Regions from separate parts of the Homo sapiens genome. Here region 2 is linked to region 1. The links are chromatin loops, found by intact Hi-C in ENCODE. Cell type or tissue: A673. All regions are shown on one strand. Links, peaks and the distances in the headings refer to the core of each region. The heading gives the core; the rest is flanking DNA.

The links. Hi-C counts contacts between places; a loop is a spot of excess contacts. Peaks named below come from ENCODE experiments on the same cell type or tissue, not always from the same donor. Only the 100,000 strongest peaks of a DNase experiment are listed, where the experiment ranks them.
Region 2: a loop joins it to region 1, with 6 times the contacts of the local background. A loop is called at or near these places in 5 of 110 quality-filtered maps.

Annotation. Positions count from the first base shown.
Region 1 is chr11:37,447,200-37,451,643 of GRCh38, forward strand. No RefSeq gene overlaps it. Among named protein-coding and RNA genes, the nearest start is that of LINC02760, 490 kb to the right of the region's middle. In A673, for the core only: CTCF peaks have their summits at 2,178 and 2,378; a DNase peak (open chromatin) is centred at 2,182.
Region 2 is chr11:39,363,898-39,368,341 of GRCh38, forward strand. No RefSeq gene overlaps it. Among named protein-coding and RNA genes, the nearest start is that of LINC01493, 720 kb to the left of the region's middle. In A673, for the core only: a CTCF peak has its summit at 2,179; a DNase peak (open chromatin) is centred at 2,144; H3K27ac peaks cover 2,130 bases.

The DNA.
Region 1 (4,444 bases), core at 1,185-3,684:
ACCACAGGGAGAAGAGCCTACCATCACCCTGAAATTAACAATGTTCAACCCTATTAAATAACACTTAAAGAGTTATCAATTCTGAGTGTTACACTAATGCCATTTTCTGACTAAAATCTTAGAATTCATTTCCTTTGAAACTGAAAAGAATAATGATCTTCTCCTCTTATAATAATCTCAAATCTGCATTTACATAAGCAATCATTTTATTTTAGATTTTTAAGATTTTTTTTGGCTGCTATGTGATAAGATTATATCTTATAATTTTACCTGAAATGTAAAAAACCAATTGTAGTCTTTCTGATTCTACAATTTGGAGCTTATTATAGTTTAAGATTAATGAATTTATTTTATGTTTTCTTTAACTGTGTGTGGAAAGAAGAAAAACAAACAATATTTCTGTGATTGAATTCTAGCCCCAGCTATGCATGACTATATTGGGGAAGCTACTGGTTCACAGAATCTCTTATTGCTTCAAAATATTTTAACAATATTATGGAGCTTTAGAGAATGAATATGGGATCCATGGAGAATAGATGTACCTTTCAACAGACATAGATGTAAAAATGTAACAACAGCTAACATTTATTGAGTTCTTGCTCTATGCCAGGCATTGTTCAAAGTGCTTTATGCGCAGTCTGATCTAATTATACAACAGCTCATGCTAGGTTTTGGTGGGTATTGGAAACCCACTCTGGACTGTGTATTCTTGGGATTTTACTTCTACTTAACATCCTGAAGGAAGAGGCAGAGTGGGTTATCTATAACTGCCCTTATAAGCACTGGCAAGGAAAATGAAATCTTTCTGTCTTTCACATCATGCAGAGAACGTATAGGGAGAAGAGGTAACTAGATTGTTATTGAGAAAAACCTAACCTGTATTACCCAAGATGTTCTTATACATAAACATTGAATTTAAATGTGATGTTTATCTCTATTCTCTCTTTTGACTTTATTCAATAATTTTTCTAAAGAATATTGCAGTCATAAAATGGTAGCAATTCATATTCTGATTACAGTAGAGAGAAATTATAAATTTTTTTAAATGGAAGAATTATTACATGTGTTATGATACTTAATATTAAAGAAATATTACTTAGATATGAAAAATGCTCACAGCGTCAAAACATATTAACTATAAATACTAAGGGAAATGTCTAAAATGTAAACCACATGAATATTGAACAATATAAAATACTTGAACAATATAATATAATGTTCAATTATATTGAACAAGTATAATATAATATACTTGTTCAATATAAAATATATTGAACAATATAAAATACATACAAAAGTATGATACAAATAGAAGGATAACAAGAAAATTAGAATAGTTTTTATTTAAGGAACTTTGGGTAAATTGATTTCTTTAAGAATTTACTTAAAAAATTAAGATGTGAAGGAAGACTTATTTAAAACCAATAATATTTGTAAAGCAATTTGCTCTTTTCTATATTTACTAAAAGGAAGAAAAATTGTTTCAAACCAAAAGTAATTTTGAGTAAACAATACACAGTGGTTGTATTCATTTAAATATAAAATATGATATTTTCTGTGTCATCTGCCATAGTCCATCAATCAAACAAATTATCCTTGGAACTTCTAAGGCTATTAGCACTGAGGAACACATAGTTATTTCCTTACAATACTTTCAGCTTAAATTGGAATTTTTACTGCCCAGAGTACAATATAATCTAGAACATCTTTTTTTCCTAGCAAAAGCTCCTATTCAGTCTGAATTATCTCAGGATATAGTCATTGATTTCCTTAATCAATCCAGAACTGTCCATCTTCACTGGTTGTAGTCGTCTCTGGTTGCCTTATAATTGTATAAATACACCACCTTAGAACTTACATACATTTTATGAGAAAGTATGGTATTCTTCTAGGAAAACAAACTAGAACAAATAATATTCTGGCACAACTATGAGGCAAAGGAATATTTCTTAAAAAAAAAAAATAGCGAATCAAAGTTTGCTGCTCAAACATCACCTCAGGGAGTGGCTCAATTGGGACAGTAAACAGCCTGTGTTTCCAGCACCTCCACCCACAGTAGTTATGAAACATTTGGAAATCAACAGAGACTTGAAAGAGCCAAAAGTACGCAGTGCCCTATATATCTGCAGTTGCAAAAATGCTGCCCGAGTATTTGAGACTTTGGCAAATTTACCCTTCATTCCACAAGGTGGGGTTGTTTCAATATGAAAGAAAAGAGCAAGAGGCTCCAACTGAGACATGCTCTTGCCCTATTTCCAAATAAGAAAATATTATTATTTTGCTATTACAGAGGAAGAAAAGACAGACTTTTGTAAATCTATGAGAGAAATGTTCTTGGTACACTTTTTTGTTTTTCTTAATTCTAAACAATGCTTTATACAAACATAAATTTGAAAGGAAGATTCTGCTGCTTTATTCAATAATTAATATGAGTAACTAAACAATTTGCTAATTCAACAAATATTTATCTCTTCTGTACCAGGCAGTGCTCCATGGCCTGAATATAGAAAACTGAACGAATTAGTAAAAACAAACAAACAAACAAAAAACTACCACAACAAAACTGTTTGTGGAGCTTATATTCTATCAGAGCTATGGAAGGTATGGAAGGGGCTGCTGAGATGAAGATGGAACATACAAATATAATATATAAGCCCATATAATAGCATATTAGATAATAATACATTCTAGGTAGAAAACAAAAAGAATGGAGGATGCCCAGGCTGGGGGTGGGATTGGGTTAACAATTTAATAATCTGATCTCTGAGACGTCCCTGAAAAAGTAACGCAGTTTGTTAATGAATTAAATGTTGGTGTAAGAGAAATAAAGAATGAATGAGTTTCAGACTTATATTGTCAGATTTTTCCTGGTCCATAAAAAATACCCCTAGATAAAATTTAGGTTTTGGACCTTCTATGTCTTGCTCAGAGGCATTCTACTTGGTAGTTTTGTGATGCTGAGCAAGGTCCTAATGCAGTCTAGGTTTTGATTCCTTCATGGGCAAAATGTGGATAATATTGGTAACAAACATATAAATATAAGGATGAAATGAGTTAATATATGCTAAATGGTTATATCATGCCATTATATGCTATTATTTTTTCTTTAATTGCATTCTCAAAATCAGGATCTGCAACCCAAATCTCTCAATCTATTATTCTAAAATGCCTCTCTAATATGCTATAACGTATTAGAAAGTAAAAAGCAAAGTAAAAAGGAAGGAAAGCTGTTTAGACTGCATCTTCATAGCAGGAAACAAATTCTAAAGGGGGTGGAGTGGGGAGGTGTGGGGAAGAAATAAGAAGAAACAAATTGGTGGCATGAACGACTGATTCTACTTGTTTCTCTATCACTCAGAGTTGTCTTTTCCCCTAATTTCTTGATTAAGACTGACAAAGATTCCCATGAATCCTGATCTTGCTATCAATTAGGCAGCATCTCTGAGAACTCAGTTCCATACTTGACATGGCAATATTATGTGGCAGTCAGAAACTGATGTAAAGACTTTCTGGTGCTGCTGTGATAACAGCCCAAGCAGCAATAGGAGAGAGAGGATATGTTGAAACATGAAGTTGTTCTGTGGTTTGTGGGCCAAGAGTGGCAAGACTTCCTCATCACTACTCCCTGACCTTTCTTCTACCGAATATTGCTTTCACCACTTGTTAGTTTCACTAATAAGATTGATTTCTACTACTGAAACTGGCAAAGGTTCACGTGTTTCAAATTGAATAAATTGGAAGAGACACAGATTGAGTGCTGGTGAAACTGGTTCAATTAACTTGTGTATTTGAGTACCATTATGTGACTTGGGTATCTGAGTAGCTATTATGTGACTCAGGTGTTTGAGTACCTATTGCACGAAACAGACCTTTAGATAGTATAGGAAATAATGTCTTCAAAGATAGGAAAATTAGATGTTTACATAATAGCAATATGGAGCATCATAAAATAATTTCTATAAAAACCAAGTTAATGTGGTATGCTTTAAAGGAATGAAAAATCATGTCTAACATGGGATCATGTGAGGCATTATGCAGAAGGTGTGTTTGAAATGGGTCTTGAAGAATAAGGATACAATCTAGGCAGATAGACAGAGAAGGTACTGAGCTCATCCCTAATCCTCACCTTGGTGTTTGTGTTTTCCGGGGAATAGAAGTTGAAATATTTGGGTTGCAAGATTGTTAGAAAACATGCTGAGTTCATGTTTCAACGTCACAGTTGTAGACAAGTTTACCTTTGAGTAAAGTTCAAATGATAAACTTTTACAAAGATTTTTATTAGTGAAGTTCTTTTTCATATTATTGCATATTCTTATAGACCTTCCTCATCAAAACTTTGCTTTGTTAAAATTACACATTGTCGTAATAGCCAGCATAAATATTATTGAAGGAAAATGTGTGTCTGCAATCAAAGCCTTTCCTCATAGTTTGGAGAAAGAATTCC
Region 2 (4,444 bases), core at 927-3,426, 1.9 Mb after region 1:
ACCCTGTTCTTAGGAGAAACAGGAGAAAGTCAGAAAGTCCTTGGTCCTGAGCCTGTTTCTAAAGCCTTTTCATTTCCTTCAGTTTGAAGTGCTTAGCATGCCAAAGCCTCATACTTTGAGGTATCTTTTTTTGAGCCTCAACATAATATTTTTGAGCACTGTCTAGATGCAACACTATGCTTTTTTTCTTTTATGGACACTATTTAATAGTGTTAAAATATTAATTAAAATACTTTAATAATGTCTACAGAAGAAATAGAAATATTTTATCCCTTTATTACCGATAAGGAAACAGGGTGAGAAAGTCTTTAGCAGATTCATTCAAGAATATATGGCAGAATCAGGCATTCTACTCAAGTCTCTCACATAAAACCCCTTATAATGTAATGTATAATGTAAACAATTATGTGACTTATAGACAAATGTTATTAAGAAAAACAGAGTCACGTATTCTATCTAAATTTCTAGCTATTAAATAATAAAATTAGATTTTGATTCATGAAATCAATATTTGGACCATTTTTCTAGAGTACTTTCACCCAAATTATAATTGCTATAAATTTATACAAATTATAATTGTATAGATGTGTGCCTTTTAAAAATATAAGTGTTATAATCTATGTTTTTGGGTTGTATACAAATAGTCGACCGTGCCCGGCCGCCTATAAATGTTAATATCGTATCTTGGTCGGGTGCAGTGGCTCAAGCCTGTAATCTCAACACTTTGGGAGGCCGAGGCGGGCGGATCACCTGAGGTCAGGAGTTTGAGACCAGCCTGACCAATATGGTGAAACCTCGTCTCTACTAAAAAAAAAAAAATAATACAAAAATTAGCCATGCTTGGTGGCGGGAGCCTGTAATCCTAGCTACTCAGGAGGCTGAAGCACGAGAATTGCTTGAACCCGGGAGGCGGGGGTTGCAGTGAGCCGAGATAGTGCCACTGCACTCCAGCATGGGTGCCAGAGTAAGAATTTGATTCAAAAAGAAAAATCTTAATATCACATCTTTTTTTTTTTTTTTTTTTTTTTTTTGAGATGGAGTCTCGCTCTGTCACCCAGGCTGGAGTGCAGTGGCGCAATCTCGGCTCACTGCAAGCTCTGCTCCCGGGTTCACGCCATTCTCCTGCCTCAGCCTCCCGAGTAGCTGGGATTGCAGGCGCCCAACACCACGCCCGGCTAATTTTTTGTATTTTTAGTAGAGACAGGGTTTCACCGTGTTAGCCAGGATGGTCTTGATCTCCTGACCTCGTAATCCTCCCGCCTTGGCCTCCCAAAGTGCTGGGATTACAGGCGTGAGCTACCGCGCCTGCCCAATATCATATCTTAATATTCATTATTTTTTATGTTTTATCCTTAAAAGTAAAGATTATAAGAATACACAACCAATTCTTAACAAAATTTCAAAACTAAAATGGCAGCAAAAAAACACAAAGAAATAAAAACAAAAACAAACATTCCAAATGGGAAAGAGGAATTAAAAACGTCTGTCTTAGACACAAAAAACAAGCAAATACAATAAAACTGGGAAAGGAAATGAGAGTTAAAGAAAAATTACAATAAAGCGTGATCTTTTTTATGGAGGGGTTAATATATGAAAAGAGGTTGGAAACAGCTCTGATGGTTAGGTTCACTCACTCGTTCTTTAAGAAAATATAAAGTTTTTATGATATGGCAGCTATATTAGGAATTAGAGCATGAGGAATACAATGTTTCCTTCTCTAAGGAGCTCATCTTCCAATGAAGGATAAAGGCACAATTAATGGTATATTTTGTATTCACAGGTGACCGCTCTGGTATATGTATGATACTATGGAAACAGAAAAGAAAGAGCACAGACAAGATGCATGATGATGAGGGGAGAGTTTAGAAGAAAGGGCTAGCAGTAGACATACTGCTCAAGTTGATGAGAAGATAGAGGAGGGATTTCCCAACCTGAGAGAGCACATTTTGAAAAAGAATAGGGACCTAAGAGAGAATGAGATATTAAGGCATCCATAAGTAGCTTACTGTGGCTGAAGCACCAAATTAAATATAGGTGAGTGATTGGAGAGAAATGTTGAAGAGATAAGAAGGAGGGCCCAGCATATTTGTCTGGAGACCTGGAAATCTGAGTCATCTTGAGGAATGAGCTCAAAGCAGAGGGAAGAGTGCCATCTATTGAATCTCTGCTACTGAATGCTGTAGGCTGTCTAAATCTTTCACTTTGCAAGTAGTCTGATCTTCCCAATGTCCTAAAAGCCTAGCAGCCTAGAATTTTGTTAACTAAAGGTAGATGCTTTACTTATGGCCATTCTTTATGACCCATATTTATGTGGCTGTTTTGCAAACTCTCACTTTATGAATAAGTATACCACAGTTGAGAAACTCCCCACGGTTTCACATCAATAGACAGTTATATATCTTTTTCCTTTTTTTTTTTTTTTGACAGTGGCACAAAAATTTCTGTCTTCACAGAAAAAGTTGGTATTTTTTAAAGTGCCTGCTTATTTTGTAAGCCGATTCAGGGTTGAACTTTTAAACCTGCTGGAGACATCATACATCTCTTGTAGATTTCACTTATGCTTGATATCATTACAAAGTCATTTTGAGTTTGTTCCCATGATTCACTTTGAAAGGTAGGATACTTTTTATAGTACTTTAAATTATTTTTCTAAGATATTTAGAGAGAGAAAGAGACAGAATTTTGTCACTATAATCAGAAACATCAGACATTGTTCTCACCTCTCATTTTTTCACAAGTGTCAATCTTCTGCCATGAAAATAACACATATTGTGCATGAATTCAAAAAACAAACTTAATAATGGCATTATTATTAATGCTATTGTTATCATAGAGGTAGTCATACTAGTTATTATAGAGTAGTGAAGCTGGTAGATTTGGGATGGGATTAGACATTCTGATGGATGAATACATACAAGAAAAATGTAATGACGTGAAAAGCCAAAACACAGCTCTAATCAATTTGCCACTGTTGTGAACAGATTTCTGCTGGACAGTTTAAAGCAGCCTCCTAAACAAAAAGATACATCTGAAAAGTTAAGCATAATGTATTCTCAAAGCCTCTTTTAATGAAAAGTGTACTTGTTTTGCATTGCTCTGAAAACATTAAAGGTAACAGTCAGTAGATTACGTTTCCAGGAGTGTGGCATTCTTATGGACCTATTTTTTCTTTCTTCTCTTTCTTTTCTGTCTTTATCTTTCTGTCTTTCCTTTCTTTTCCCTCCCTCCCTTCCTTCCTTCCTCTGATAGGGCCTTGCTCTATGCCTCAGGATGGAGTGTGGTGGCACAATGCAGCTCACTGCAAACTCAGACTCCTGGGCTCAAGTGATCCTCCTGCCTCAGTCTTCCAAATAGCTGAAATTGCAGGTGCATGCTACCACACCCAGTTTATTTTTTAGTTTTGTTTCATTATGTGGCCCAGGCTGTTCTCAACCTCCTGTCCTCAAGCAGTCCTCCCACCTCAGCCTCCCAGAGTGCTAGGATTATAGGCGTGAGCCATTGTATCTAGTCTATACTACTACTTTATGAAAGCACTTGAACACTTGATTCTGAGGTCTTTATTCTACCAATTTTCAAAGCTTGTCTACAGAATACACTTTGATGGTGATTCTGCAAAATTAAATCATCATTGACAATTCAGAAGACGCAAGAACATCTTTTTTTCCCTAAATGTTTAATTGAAAATAGGCACTTTGAAAAAGTTACTTCAAAATGTTGATATACATACATTATCTTAAAGGGCTTCTTATTGCCTATATGGTAAATGCTAAAAGCCTTAGCAAACTACTGTAAGCAACTCCACTATCTGACAAACAGGAAGCATCAGTTTATCGTGGTTTCCAGCGACTTATCTATATGAAGCCACAAGTCTTATCAGGATGGTGTCTTCACTGTCTTTTACATTCACTCTTATTTATGCTTCTCTTTGACTATCTAAAATGGTATTCCTCCATATCTTTCTAATTATATGGGCCTGTGCTACAATTATTTATCTGTCTACCTATTTATCATGTAACTACCTATGTATTAAGTGCTGATACAAGTTGTATCTCCTCTTTGAATCCTTTTTTACAACTGTCTTTTCTAAACAACCATGGCATTTATCATTGGTATTCCTATTCTTTCTTGCTTACATCCCTTTATTCATTGACTCAAAAATAATGGTAATATAACTCCCATAGGTAACAGGTTCTTAAAACATATAAATAAAATTTGTGTGAACTGTAATTTGTTCCCAGCATCTGGAGGGCATTAATTGGTTTTTGTAGAAGACATTCAATATAATTTTTAGCACAAAACTTTGAACATATTAATCAGCAAATATTTATGTAAAATTTAAAAAATTTTTTTCTTTCCATTTTGAAATCTGAATGTGTGAAACTTTGCAGAATGATGTGTGGTAATTCTAACAGTTCTTATGTCATATAGACTAATTTTAATCTTA